Linked DNA regions of Mus musculus: region 1 is linked to region 2. Evidence: chromatin loops called from intact Hi-C (ENCODE). Cell type or tissue: left cerebral cortex. All regions are shown on one strand.

Region 1 (8,000 bases), 130 kb before region 2:
TGACTAATGTAAAGGGTGTTGTTTCTCTATTTTCTTTCTCAGCCTGTTTATCCACTGTGTAGAGGAAAGCCACTGAATTTTTTGAGTTAATTTTATGTCCAGATACTTTACTGAAGTTGTTTATCAGGTGTAGTATTTGTCTGGTGGAATTTTTGGGGTCACTTATGTATACTATCATATGATCTTCAAATAGAGGTAGTTTGACTTCTTCCTTTACAATTTGTATTCCTTTGATCTCCTTTTGTTGTCTAATTGCTCTGGTTAGGACTTGAAGCACTATATTGAATAGGTAGGGTGATAGTGAGTAACCTTGTCTAGTCCCTGATCTTAGTGGGATTGCTTCAAGTTTCTCTCTATTTAGTTTGATCTTGGCTACTAGTTTGCTGTATATTGCTTTTATTATGTTTAGGTATGGGCCTTGAATTTCTGAACTTTCCAAGTCTTCTATGATGAAGAGGTGTTTGGTTTTGACAAATGCTTTCTCAGCATCTAATGAGATGATTATATACTTTTATTTCTTTGAGTTTGTTTATATAGTGTATTATGTTGATGGATTTCCATATATTGAACCATTCCTGCATCCATGGGATGAAGTCTACTTGATCATGATGGATGATCATTATAATGTGTTCTTGGATTCGGTTAGCAATGATTTGATTGAGTATTTTTGCCTCGATATTCATAAGGGAAATTGGTCTGAAGCTCTGTTTCATTGTTGGGTCTTTGTGTGGTTTAGGTATAAGAGTAATTGTGGCTTCATGGGATGAATTGGGTAAGGTTCCTTTTGCTTCTATTTTGTAGAAAGGTTTGAGGAGTATTGTTATTAGGTCTTTGAAATTTTGATAGAACTTTGTACTATTGTACTAAACACATTTCGCATTTCGTCCTGTTTTTTTTTTTTTTTTTTAGTTGGGAGATTCTTAATGACTGTTAATATATCTTTAGTGGATATGGGACTTTTTAGGTTGTTAATCTGCCTTATTTAATGTGACACCTTGCATCTGTCAGAAAATTGTTCATTTCATCCCAGTTTTTTCAGTTTTGTTGAGTATAGCTTTTTATAGTAGGATCTGATTTTTTTTTGATTTCTTCAATCTCTGTTGTATGTCTCCCTTTTCATTTTTGATTTTGTTAATTAGGATACTATCTCTGTGCCCTCTAGTTAGTCTGGCTAAGGGTTTATTTATCTTGTTGATTTTCTCAAAGAAAAAGTTCTCGGTTTGGTTAATTCTTTTTATAGTTCTTTTTGTTTCCACTTCTTTGATTTCAGCCCTCTGTTTGATTGTTCCTTATTTTCTAGTCCTCTTGGGTGAATTTACTTCTGTTTGTTCTAGAGATTTCAGGTGTGCTGTCAAGCTGTTAGTGTATGGTCTCTCCAGTTTCTTTTTGCTGGCACACAGAGCTATGACTTTTCCTCTTAGGAATGCTTTCATTGTGTCCTATAAGTTTGGGTATGTTGTGGTTTCATTTTCATTAAACTCTAAAATGTCTTTAATTTTTACTTTCTTTCTTACTTGACCAAGTTATCGTTGGATAGAGTATTGTTCAGCTTGCAGGTATATGTGTGCTTTCTATTATTTATGTTGTTATTGAAGATCAGCCGTAGTCTGTGCTGACCTGATAGGATGCATGGGACTGTTTGAATCTTCTTCTATTTGTTGAGGCCTGTTTTGTGGCCAAATATATGGTCAGTTTTGCAGAAGGTACCATGAGGTGCTATGAAGAAGGTATATCCTTTTTTTTTTAGAATAAAATGTTATATAGATAATTGCTAAATCCATTTGTTTCATAACTTCTGTTAGTTTCACTGTGTCTCTGTTTAGCTTTTGTTTCCATGATCTGTCTATTGATGAGAGTTTGGTTTGGAAGTCTTCCACTATTATTGTGTGCAGTGCAATGTGTGCTTTGAGCTTTAGTAAAGTTTCTTTCATGAGTGTGGATGCCCTTGCATTTGGATCATAGATGTTCGGAATTGAGAGTTCATCTTGGTAGATTTTATCTTTGGTGTGTATGAAGTATCCCTTCTTATCTTTTGTTAATAATTTTAAGTTGAAAGTTGATTTTATTTGATATTAGAATGGTATTCCATCTTGTTTCTTGGGACCATTTGCTTGGAAAATTCTGATGTTGCCAAGTCACCTTGGTTTCTGTTGCTTTTGTTCTTTTGCTTGACTCCTGCCATCGGATTATTGCAAGTGCTCCCTGCCCTTGGGTGTATCAGAATTCCTGGGTGTCATGCTGCCTCTGAGTCCCTGAGATCCTGGTGTGACCAAACACCTGAGATCTTTGGATCCTGGGTGATAGAGCACCTGAGAGTTGAGACTCCTATGGGGACCGTGGGACTGTCCCTAGAGTTTGAGACCAATTTAGAGTGGTGCTGACTTGAAGGAACCAGAGCCACTGGTTGGGCAGGGTTACTGCTTCTCTGAATCCTGCTGTTTCCAGTCACTCCCAGTGGTGTTGGAACAGAAGTGCTTTACTCACTGTGATCCTAAGATCCTAGGTGTGCTAGAGCACTTGGGAGTGGAGGCTCCTGTGGGGAGTGTGGGTTAAAATACACTTAAGAAACTTTTCAGGGAGCAATATTTTCAGTCATTTGTGAAATATGACAAAATCCTGCCCATGAAGTCCTCATTGGCCACAGATGATAATCTCAAAAAAGTATTATACAGAATTGGATTGACAGCCATCTCATTACAAGAATAGTAGACACTATGAAAACTATGTGTGAAATGAAACCCTTCGACTAGCAAGCTATTATGAAATAATTCTCACCACCCATAAGTTTAATCTGTGGCTTTAGTAATAGATGAATGCCTGCTCACTGATGCTCATAACCAAAGGAAGGAACACTCCCCTCCCTCAGAATTACTTATCAATAGTCTATCATCCATGAAAATTTTCAAACAGAGTTCAAACAATTTACCCCTCTCAACTGGTTAATACAAAAGCTCTTATAAGTATTGGAATAAAGATCCTCCTTTAGGCTTCTTTCCTAATATCAGACACAAATCTACAGAACTCTTTAGGATTTTGTTGATCATCTTCAAGAATTTGTATTTAGGAAAAAAATATTGAAGCTGTTTCTACCTTGTTGTCACTTTCATAAGCTATTTAAAAAGTTGTTAATACTACTCATACTAATAATGCTATGATAAAATCATGCAAAATTTTGGAGCATAAGGCTCAGCTAGGCTAATATTCTTGTGTCTTCCTCTATGGTCCCAGTGTGGAGGGAAAAGGCTATATCTAAAAAATAATATAAATTAAAACCTGCTAATCATCCTCATTATAGTAAATTTTCCTCTAATATAGCTGAAAATATGAAAAGACATTTTACTGTTCCAGTCAATGTTAACACAATATTGGTAAAAATTAATTCAGTCTCAAGAAAGAAGAGATAGAGCACCTAGGGCTGCTGAAGCCAAGATCAGACCTCTTACATGTCCAACTAAGAATCCCATTGCTCTGTCCTCAATGTTACCTGAGCAGAATGCCAGTTGTTCTCAGAGCAGCAGACTCTGTACACAGAGGGCTCCATAGCATGGCATGCAATTTCATCCCTAATCCCAAAATAATAAAAGATTTGACTACTACTACCCAAAGCAATTTACATTTAGATGTATTAATACCTTTAGTTAAAGTTATAAAATAAGATTCTACAGGAGAAGTAAATTAACTATGCCCAAATCTACAGTGATCCTATTCAAAAACCTGCGTTTTCTTATTTCAGACACATCAATGGATTATGAAAGAGGTTTTTCTTTGCCCACATGTTGTTGATTTGGGCTTTATTTGCTATATTCATAATATAGTTTATTTGTATCTAGTTCAGCAACAATTAAAATTTCTTAGACTTGAAGGATATCCATTTCATTATATATTTCAACAGTATATCTTTTTTCTTTTATTAAACAATAACATGTCAGTGAAGAGCTGGGCAAAATATAGCTTACTCTAATCTACTTTAGGAAGATCCCAAATCAGCATCATTTGGAGATGCCCTTTTGCAAATTTGACAAATACCATATAGAAATCTGAGGAGGAGGCAGCAGACTTAAGGACACTCAGAATGACTATTTCTGAGCAAATCTACACAATAATGTTGTCTGTCATCTTAGTCTCAGGCAGCTTCCTGCGGTTCTATGGTTTCTGACACACTCAGGATGTGGTTGCAACACTGTGTCTAGCACAGTAATAGACGGCAGTGTCCTCAGATGTCAGGCTGCTGAGCTGCAGGTAGGCTGTGTTGGAGGATGTGTCTGCTGTTATAGTGGCCTTGCCCTGGAATTTCGGGGCATATTTAGTTTCACCATCCTCAGGATCAATCCTTCCAATCCACTCCAGGCCCTGTTCAGTCCTCTGCTTCACCCAGTGCATATAGTAGTCTTTAATGTTGAAGCCAGAAGCTGTGCAGGACAACTTGACTGAGGCCCCTGGCTTCACAAGCTCTGCCCCAGACTGCTGCAGCTGAACCTCTGAATTGACCCCTGGAGAAAGAAAAACAAAGTGATTACCACTGTCACAGAGTGTATGGCCCCTCAAGTTTGGGACTTGCGAGCCCCTTACCTGTAACCACTGCCATCAGGAAGAAGATGATCCAGCTGCATTTCATTGTAAGGACCTTGAGATTCAGTGGCTGTAGAGAAGACAGGGTTCATATGATGTTTGGTGTGGATATCCCTATATATTAATCATCACAGTCTCACATGATTTGCATACTCATGAGGCAGGATCTTTCTTACATAAGAACATTCTGGCTGGAGAAGAAGGAAGTTGAGTGCACCTGGGTCAGTCAACAGGATGCTGGGGACCAAATCCTACTTCTGTCTGAGGAAATTTCGCTGAGACATGTGCAGACCACTTAGATACAATATCAAAGCTTAATCTTTCATTTTAAAAAATAGAATCCTAACCTGAGACACTCACTTGACTTGGTGATAAAATTTATTGGTGTTAGAACCAGTCAGAGAAAATGGTTACTGGAAATTTAAAAACGTATTTATGAGAATTTGCAATCTTTTTTCATACACTTGAAATTAATAGTGGCCTTTCCAGAAGGTTGCATACTAAAATATTACACAAGTGACAACAATTGAACATGCCTCAGAAATATGTGCATTCAAATGTTTATTTATTCAGCATTTTCTGTAATAACTAAATTACTGAGCTAAACAACACTTCTGTGAACAAATGATTGTATAAACTAAATATGCTATTCTTATAACACAGCAGAATGTATTCTTCTGTAATGATTAAGGAACTCAACTTTCTTAGGTAAATTAAGACCTTTATGAAAACAGAGATATTGTATATGAGCCCCTCATTTGTGGATATTGTACAGCTACCAACAATTATGAATGCAAATATGTAATAAAATTGAAATCAAACTGTCTACTTGAAATTAATGGCCAAATGGGAATAATAGAGTCAAGGAAATATAATGAAGAAAATATGTCCAGTGTACAATATACTTTTTAAAAAAATTCTAAACATTTATAAAATTCTTAGTTTTGTTTTTAAAAAATATATTTGCTTGTCCCTTGTAATTTCCTTTCATGAGATTATGAGCCTACATACAAATATACAGGCAACTCAACTCATTCACAAGAAAACAAAAACTAAACAAATACACAGATTTTTTAAAATGCTTCTGTATTTTTAAAGAAATTTAACTAAATTCCAATTTTAAATCATCCCAAAAATGTATATTAAGCAACCAAGGGTTTATTCATCACAAATCTTTAGCTAAATAGTCAGAAAAAGGAGATGTTTGGATGTGGTGAAGATGTAAAGGTAAGGACAATTTCTTGGTTGAGTGATGCCATTGTTGCGCATACACTACAACAAACAAAATTAGCATCATCATATCACCTCCAAAACAATTGGTGGGCTATGTTTAGGAGACAGCAGCATGGTCAGTGAGATGTCTACACCACCAGGCACACCATTGATAGGGTATTCACAGGATTCAAGATAAGGAACTTATCTCAGTATGAAGTTTGGTTGTAGGAATCCAGGAAAAGTAAAACTTTTCAATGTTATAAAAATACCACATTATACACAAGTATAAAATGATCAAAGATGCAATGAAAAGGTTGAGAAATTAATCACAGTATTTGTGGAAGAGGGAATGGATACAGAAAACGCCTCAGACCAGCTCATGTATGCTGCTTGGTTGGTATCCCAGTTTCTGAGAGATCTCAGGGGTCCAGGTGTGCTGATATTGCTGTTCTTCCTGCGGGGTGATCCTCCTCCAGAGCTTTTCCGATCTTTTTCTAATTAAAACACTTAGGTTTCTGACTTTTGTGCAATGGTTGGGTGTAAGTATTTGCCTCTGTATCAGTCAGCTGCTTGTTGGACCTCTCAGAGGACAGCCATGCTAGGCTCTTGTCTTTAAAGCACACCATAGCAGCAATGATAGTGTCAGGCCTTGAACCCTTGCCTTGAGATGGATCCCAAATTTGGCCAGTTAATGGGCCACCTTTCCTGTAGTCTCAACCCTCAAACTGAATGAGCTCCAGGTTCCAGCAGTGTAGACAAATCAGATGATCTTTACAATGTCATCAGAGATCAGTGTTCTTTGAATGACAAAGCTGATAAAGCTGAAGGTCTGCCCACTATTTATACACAGGAAGAAACAGAATATGAACAATGGCATTTACATCAGAAGCTTAATTTTTATTAAATTCAACCCACACAGGGCAACATTTTCTCACCATCAGCTCAAGTTTACCTGTAATAACAAGCATCAAAGTTAAGATGGTTCAATATGCAATTGGTGAAACATGGAGGCAGAGTGTGAATATGTGTGAGAAGAGAAGCAACACTGGAATTCAAAACTGCTAAAATTGAAAGCTGACGTCTGAGAAAAACACTAGTATGTGAATATTTCAACAACTCATATTCAAAAAGAAGTCAACTTGGTGTTCAGCAAGTAATCTCTAACTCAGGAACTCAAGAAATAACCACATCATAAACTTTATGCCAGGCAAAGGTGAATAGGTAAATGAGTGGTAGGGGCTCTTTTACACATCTGTAATGAATGCACTATATTGGAAGGCATGAGAGCAGTTATGGTAGAATCAGATAGCTTAAAAAATGCTTTGTAAATATAAAGTCAATCAGTGAAAGGGATAAATAAAGAATCATTAAATAATTCATTAAAGAAGATGTATGATAGCAGTCTAAGTTTTGGCAGAAAAAGAAATAAAAACAATAAAATGGAAATGCACACTAAGAAGCTTCATTTTATTGCTAGTTTTTCACAGTTTAGTTTTCTGGAAGCAATGCTAAACAATAGGTAGAAAGAGTTTGTCAAATCACCTGGATGAAAAATATAAAAAGTCCAATATGTAGTATTCCAAATAAAATACCATTTAAATACAAACAAGAAGAGTTAAGTATTACAAAACTGGAGACTCTTCAGAGATTTTGGTGTTCTTAGTAATTTCAGGTAAAGATGCCATCAGTGGGAAAAACAATGATCAACTGAAAGGGATTACTACATAAGATGAAGAAACTGCATCTGAAAGAATAAAGCTTCTTACAACGTTTCTAAACAAGAAATAATTCAACTACTCTAAGACCTTTGGGGAATCTGCAGTGTTCACAGATAAGAATCAGTCAGGCTGAGATCACTCAGAACATCACTACTCACAGATATATGTTGTTATCTCCAATCAGAGAGGAAACTTCTAACTACAATACCTTACAACCATTACTGTAAGCCATAACATATCAAAATGCAGGATTGTTAATTCTAAGCCCTAGTTGAAGGATTGCTGGCAACATAAGAGCTGGAAGCTTCTTTACTGTATTTATATAATTTATTTTAGAATATATATTTATATTAATGGTATATCTATAATATATAATAAATATATACATATAAATATATAATTTGCTTATAGAATAGTCTCCTAGGGAGAAGAGTACACTAAGAGGTTTTCCAGTACCTAAAAGCCAAGACAATAAAATGACATGTAATATTATATGAA
Region 2 (8,000 bases):
TACCACTCCTTGGCATATACCCAGACTCTCCATTCTACAGCAAGAACATCCGCTCAACTACATTCATATCAGTTTTAACAATAATAGCTATATATTGGAAATAACCTAGATGTACCTGAACTGAAAATTTTGTTTAAAAAAAAGTAGTAAAATTGCACAAAAAGCATTATTCAGCTTTTAAGAGTACATTATCTAGTTTGTAAAACAAAACAGAACAACAGCAAAAACAAAAATCAAACAGATAGAACTAGAAAATATAATCTTGAGACAAGTAACCCAGGCCCTGAAAGATATATATTCACATATATAAGGGAAATTTAATGTCTTATAGACATCACATAACTCACAGACATCTAACAAACATTGCACCTAAAGATGACAATATTAAAGATTTTTGAAGAGACACAGCATGATAAGGCTTGGAACTGTGTCTTCATGAGAAAGTTCTCTAATGTCTAATTTTCCAAATGAGCATCTCATTCTACAATGACGTAAACAGTCTTCATTTGGATTGAGAAAGATTTTGAATTGTATCATTTCTCTTTCTGTAACTTCCAAGAGATAGTAGAAAATAACTGTAAATGCCAGTCAGCTCTTGTGTCCTTCAATGCAAGGGTTCTGATATAGCACCTGGTGTCCCAGGACATTTATGTGGTTAAATGAGAAGAATGAATTCTGGGTACAGTCAAGAAACACACATGATAATTCCACTCTGCCCCTGCTCCTCAGTCTTTGCACAACTCTGATTTATTTTGGCTTTTCCTTTTTACTGTTGCAATTCAAGAAGAAAATAGAAAACCTATTGATTATGCAGACATGTCATTTTTAAATCATAGTATACAGTAGCACACTGTCCTTCTTGTTTTACCTGATGAAATGTATCTCAATGTGGTTAATCTCATCCACACTTAGGGGTTTTCTAAATTGATTACTAGACAGGATTATAGGGATTTATTCATATCTTTTGAGTCAAAAATTTTGTCCTAAAACATCTGTGTTAATGTGATATTTAAGAGAAGACATAAATTTGAATTATGTGGAAGACAGAAGCTTTAGTTTTCCTTGAGAAATCAAGCCTGTTCGACCTGAAATCACCCTATGATACATACATTAGCCTGTACAGTTCAAATCTAACAACAACAGAACACTCATATCATGCTCATTCTTTCTGTTGATTTCCCTCAATATTCGCAAATAAAGGAGTCTCACTTTTACTCTATCCCAATTTGCGGTTTTTATTTGAAGTACCTAATAGTGTTGACATTGTGTATATTGCACAGAGAACATCAGAAGGACAGTGGACACAAGAGCTTAAGAAATTTCTCACAACCTTTACCTAATGGGTATACCCTTCCTGGGCATCATGTGATCTCCTGGGAAAAGGCCAGAAAACATGGAATGACAGTACAGGATGAAAATATCTTTACTGACAGAAACACAAACACCCCAATCAGCTCTCATCCTATGGTCCTCTCAGATATAAGAAGAGCCAGGTCAGATGGGAAACCAATAGGTTTTCTAGTCATTGGAACTTTTATACAACTTGCTAGTTTAATCTGTGCCAAAACCATGTTTAAATTACAGCATCCCACTGTGTGAGTGAAATTTATCAACTATAACCCTGCTATCAATGGCAGAGTCATTTCTATTTTTGGAAAGTGAAATTCTGCCTTTGTAAAGCCTAGATATATCTTTTCTTAGTAACTAAACAGATAAAAATACCAGCACACATAGCAGAAAATATTAGATTTAGACAATGTAATGTTATATCAGAACCAAAAATCAAGACATTTCCTAAGTTGCCTTGCTGAATCTATGAAGTGAAGAAAGTGTGTGTGTGTGTGTGTGTGTGTGTGTGTGTGTGTGTGTGTGTTTGTGTGTGTGTAATGGTGGCTGTTTGACAACACTGATGTCTCTTCACTGTGACTCTAACTATATAGTACACATATAACTATATAGTAACTATATAGTACCTGTGCCATCAAAGATGTAAACCTCAGGGAAAACTTGACATTCTCTGAATTTCTGGAGCTGTACATGATGCTTTTTGTTCTGTGATTTCCCAATGACTGCACTTTCCAGCAGTGTATCCTCTGTATCTTCTGTAGCTTGGAAAATCCAGAGTCAGAAGTTCTAAGCTCATGATAGAAAAACAAAACATAGCTGGTTTTTGCTTAAAAGCAAACAAGAAAATACAACTGATCTTTCTTCCTTGAATCCCCAGTATAAATTCCCACAAATATATTTTTAGGAAATACTGTGATGATCACAGTAAATTTGTGTTGTCATTATGCAATATTATCTTCTGCTGAGGCTTAAGAAACATCCTGGAAGAGAGCAAGAAACACTGGGAGAATGAGAGACAGTGGATAACTATAGTAAAACAGGGTTTTCTGTATGTAACAGGGATGTTGACAGTAAGCACAGACCTAGAAAGAGTTACGCCAGGCAATATTGCATCATAATGTAAGGTGGTGGGCATGAAGTCTTATCCCTACTTGAAGAACTATTGGGTTTTGATACTGCTGAGAAAAGTTAGTATTCTTTAGTGATGTGGGCATTGAAAAACTAACCATCCTCCAGGATATAGTTGTATGCCCACATTCACACTGTCATCATAGATTAAAGTCAGTTATTTTTTTAAAAAAAGAAACATAAAAAAAGAAAAAAAAAGAAACACACATAGAGTTGGGAGGAAATCTTAATGAGTAGGTGGGAGAGGAATTGGAAGGAGTCGAAACACATTATATTCATGTAGTACTTGTACAAATTCCAAATGATATAAATACAGGAATATATGTTTAGGTTAGGAAGCAAATCAAGATTTTTTTCAGTGATGATGTGTGGGGCTGTGAACCCTGCAAGGTAGCCTGGTCCTTGTCTAAGATAAAGGCTTTGAAGCCCAGGTGACCCTAAAGGAATTTTGCCTGATCCTGCACATGAGGCCCCTGTCACATAGCCACAGCCCTCATAGATTTTTGGCCATTAGTCATATAAAGGCTCAGCTGCAAGACCTTCTACATGTAGATGTGTCATCCCTAACTTCCCAAAGCAATGTAATAAAAAAGAGAAATGACCTATGGTCACATAGGCTCCAGAGAATGATGTTCATTCTACTGGGTGACCTAGAGGCTGTAGTGTGTTGCAAATAAGATTCTTTTCACTGACATTCCCCCTTGCAGATATCACTTAATCTCAGGTCCACCCTGAAAAGTAGGATATGGTTTTATGCATCCACTCTCGACCATGACAGTAAAGAATTCACTACAATGGACTGTCTGTTTTCATCAGGATCTGCTATGGGAAAAATGGAGCAGGCCTTTGCCCACAATGCCACTAGAAGTCCATCTTTGTACTCCCATCTACAATTATGACCATGCCTGCTACCCATCAAGCCAAGAACAATCATCATGGAACCGGCAAGAGCTTCCATTTTTATCCTAGGCTCTAAGCTAGATCCTGTCCATAGACTCTCACTGTGTTCTCAGGTCTTCCCCAACTCTCAGAGTCATGTGGATTCCAAGAGCCTAAGAAACCCATAGTTCAGTCTTGTTGCTGGCCCAGGGACCCCTGAGCCATCTCCAGCATTCCCAAGTCTCAGACTGTGCTTTCCCACCACTGTGTGGTGCCTTGGTGCTTCCCTACAACCCAACATTTACCAGGAAGTATGGGATAATTGCAGTCAAACTCCATGAAACTTGCTTCCCAAGCATCCATGTACCTGAACCGACATGTGATCCATAACCCAGCCATGTCATGGGAAGGATCTTCAGTAGGTTTTTTGTTCCGGAAAAGGAAACCACGGATTGTGATATCAATTCTGCCTTAAAATTTTTCACACTAGAAATATGACATGATTTCACTTATTTATAACAAAAACTGCAATCTCTCAGAGGACATGTGAATTAGTTCTCACTAAATACTAGAAAGCTTGAAGAGGTGGCAGTGAAATAAAAGTGTCATTGTGTGTTGAGGCTGGCCGGCAGCTCATATGTCTGGGTTTGAGCCTGGAAGACATCTTGGAATCTGGAAGAAAAGAGGTAATCTAGGCGGATCGAGAAAGGATTGAGCTAAGACAAGATTCTGATCAAAGCTCAATTTTAATATTCAGAAACTCTGGCTTATAAAGAAGGGGGACGAGCCCATTCCTGCCAAATCATCTTCAGAGTCCAGCTGCAGGTGACCACGTGTATACTCTGGAACAGCTAAGTGGCAGGTAGTAGCAGTGGGACTGGCAGAACAATAGGGTGGCAGGCTCCACCCCTGATGATCCCCTGGTGATAATATTCAAGCCTGTTCAGCCTGATTTTGGGCTTTCCCTGTTGTTAATATAAAAAAGAAAGTCTGGGTTGAGGAATAACATTTATTTATGCTGTATAGTTCTGCCTGAATTCTTAGGGTCTAATGAAGAAACCTGTCTCAGTGGTATTCCCTAACTTTTCTCATAGTAAACCCTTATTTGTTATGACTGTCCTTTCTGTCCTAGTAATCATTTTGTAGACTAGCCCTGAGCTCTTGGCTCCGTCTTTTGTAATGCTAAATAGTTACTGAATAGGTAACTTCCTTGCTGAATTCCTACTGAATTCCAAGTTCTCAGCTTCATTGTCTTTCTATGACTTTGGAACACTGGCAAAGACTTAACTATATCAGAATTCAATCTTAAAAGGCACTATAATAAGATAACTCTAAAGGAGAGTACATGGATCCTCCTTAACAGCCTTGGGTGACAGGCAGGGAACAGGAAGGAGGGGTGACAACTGGCTCCTTAGTACAAGGCCATTTGGCTTATTAGGATGGGAGGCTGTAAAGGGCTTGCCTTATCACTGTTTGATCTCCAACCTCTCCTGCCTTTGAATTTGATAAGGCCACACTTAACTGAGGTGATCAAATGATCTTCTCATCCTTGGATGAGCTGGCATTAACCATGGCTGGGGGAGCATTGACCCAATTCCTCCCAAGGGTGCTGTCACGACCCACAATCATGGCTCTTGATATCATTTGGGGAGGGGAGGCAGAGCCTTAGAAAGATTCTTTTGGTTGTAACTATAACTTGATACCAACCTCCATCCAAACTGGGTGTGTCTCTCAGGGAACTCAGAAATGGTCAAGTTAGACATTCCCCTGTAGTGCTTAGCCTCGTACTCATGGTGGTGCCCATACTGGATTCATATTATCATGAACCTGCATGCACAGTTCTGATTACTGTGCATCTCCTAAGGGAGAATTGTCAACCTCAGATTCATCAAGGCCTTTACAACAATCATGCCACTTGTAACACCACAGTTTTTGGCTCTTAGGCTAATTTAGGAGCTGGAGGTCACCATCCTCATCCCTAATATCTCCACAGCCTGAGGACCAAGGGGACCTTGCATTATCAGCAAGGGTGGAAAACTGAAGACCAGATAAGAGACTAAGCCCATCTTATGAGAATAAAAACAACTTTTTCTAATATCTGAAATTTCTGCCTTTCTAGCCCTCATAGCAAACCTTAATCCCAAAACAGACCAAAAGCCACATTATGTGATGGAATGCTTTTACAATGAAAATTAGTAGCTGCCACCTGCATGCTCTTGGGGGCAGGGATGCATGCCTGCTGCAGTAAGGCTGAAGGTGTTGACTGACCTGTTTGAAAAACAAAATCCAGACAGTGAAAGGTAACAGTACAAAGCTTCTTTTGGGAAAGTCCAGGTACTTTATTCAATTGCAAATTAGCAAGGTTCAAGCTCAGTCTCTGGCCTCCTTGGGAGGGGGGGCTGGCTTTGAGAATTGCAGGAAGACTGCAGCTTCTCTGGGAGTGGAGGATGTGCTCTGAGTTAACTTTGCTGGGTAATTAAAATTTTTAGCTATCTGCAATAGGATTCTCTAATATTGGGATATTAGGACGGGTCAAAAACTTGTACCCAATTTAGCTTCCTTGTCACTTCAGTCAGGTCACTGAGCCAACTCACCTGCCAGCTTGTCACACGAATTAACCATCATGCTTCTGCAGCGATCTGTGGAGAGGACCTATGTTTTCCCTTCCCTAATAAGGTAGATGTTTAGGATCAAGCCATATGCCAATAAGTAGATCCTTTTAAGATACTATAGGCATATATTAAATTCTTTGACATCCAAATTTCAAAATTCTAAAATAAAAGTATGATTTAAATAGTGTGCACGGTAGTGCACTAAATAATATGCACGGGGATATAATTTCCCCCTTCTTTGTCTTTTAGGAAGTTAAAGTTTTAAAGTTTCACAATATCTTATACTTAGAATTAACAACTTGTTGACAAAACATATCAAATACTTGACTGATATAGTCAGTATTCATGTAACATGGGCAGTGACTAATTGCACTTTCAATTGTTTCTCTCTTTTTTTTATTTATTAGATATTTACCTCATTTACATTTCCAATGTTATCCCAAAAGTCCCCCATCTACTCCCCCCATTCCCCTAACCACCCACTCCCACTTTTTTGCCCTGTCGTTCTCCTATACTTTGGCATATAAAGCTTGCAAGTCCAATGGGCCTCTCTTTCTAGTGATGGCTGACTAGGCCATCTTTTGATAAATATGCAGGTAGAGTCAAGAGCTCCGGGGTACTGATTATTTCATAATGTTGTTCCACGTATAGGGTTGCAGATCCCTTTAACTCCTTGGGTATTTTCTCTAGCTCCTCCATTGGGGGCCCTGCGATCCATCCAATAGCTGACTGTGAGCATCCACTTCTGTGTTTGCTAGGCCCCGGCATAGTCTCACAAGAGACAGCTATATCAGGGTCCTTTCAGCAAAATCTTGCTAGTGTATGCAATGGTGTCAGTGTTTGGAGGCTGATTATGGGATGGATCCCTGGATATGGCAGTCTCTAGATGGTCCATCCTTTTGTCTCGGCTCCAAACTTTGTCTCTGTAACTCCTTCCATGAGTGTGTGTTTTGTTTCTCTTAAGGTGCGGTTGTAACTAGAAAGTTTGAAAGGTTATTAATAGTCACATTTGCATTATTTATTTATTTATTTATTTATTAACTAGAAATAAGAATATTATTTGCAGCAATTTATTAAATATAAGTCTTCAAGTATTTACACCCTTATGTGGAAACAAGTAGTAACTGAGGACACTAAGAGGAAAGAATTATACATGCACAATTTTCAAGAATACTAAAATATTATCTTAAATCATAACTTTTGAATATATAAAGAACGAGATTATATATCTCATCTATCTTATATGTATGACCTATAGACTGTCTGAGATATAAGTCCAGCATGGCATCTAAAACTACATTTTTGTCATATTTATATTTCTTCTTTTGCATAAGCTGGAATTTATCTTGCTCATGGAGATGAGCCTATACTTAGTACATACTGTGAGTCCCCTACTGGTCTTCAGCACTGCTGCAGGAAGTTTATGTCTGGGCTCACACAAAGGTCCCTCACTGTGTGGTTTTCCCTGGAATAGTAGTACATGGCTGTGTCCTCATCAGTTACAGAGCTCAGCTGGATAAAGAATTTATTCAGTGATATGTCTCTGGAGATGGTGCTGGGACTTTTGAGGGATGGACTATAGTATATGGAACCTTCATAACATATGCGCCCCATCCACTCTAACCCCTTTCCTGGGGGCTGGCATATCCAGTGCCAGCAAAAACCACTACTAGTGATGGAGAATCCAGAGACTGTGCAGGTGAGAGACAGTGACTATGATGGCTTGATGACAGCAGGTCCTGATTCCTTAAGCTGAATCTGGGACAGAATACCTGAAAACAGATTTGTCTGTCAGTTACCTGAAGTCATAAGCCCCCAAAGAACCTATGTGTGACCCAGGAGACCTAGTTAGTGACACTCACTTTTCAGAGCTGCTGCCAAGCACAGGAGAAACCCTAGTAGTCTCATCTTCTAGATAACAATGCTGCCTTCCCCAGAGACACCAGTCTTTTCTGGGCAAGATTTATGAGCTACCACAGGAAAGAGTGATATTTAAATCTAGAGCCTGAAGAATAATTTGCATGGAGAATATTC

What was found. Hi-C counts contacts between places; a loop is a spot of excess contacts. Peaks named below come from ENCODE experiments on the same cell type or tissue, not always from the same donor. Only the 100,000 strongest peaks of a DNase experiment are listed, where the experiment ranks them.
Region 1: a loop joins it to region 2, with 2.0 times the contacts of the local background. A loop is called at or near these places in 3 of 42 quality-filtered maps.

What each region holds. Positions count from the first base shown.
Region 1 is chr12:113,990,284-113,998,283 of GRCm38, forward strand. It overlaps Igh and Ighv14-2. Among named protein-coding and RNA genes, the nearest start is that of Adam6a, 450 kb to the left of the region's middle. In left cerebral cortex, no CTCF peak of the experiment used is centred here; no DNase peak of the experiment used is centred here.
Region 2 is chr12:114,120,111-114,128,110 of GRCm38, forward strand. It overlaps Igh and the pseudogene Ighv12-2. Among named protein-coding and RNA genes, the nearest start is that of Mir7094-1, 350 kb to the right of the region's middle. In left cerebral cortex, no CTCF peak of the experiment used is centred here; no DNase peak of the experiment used is centred here.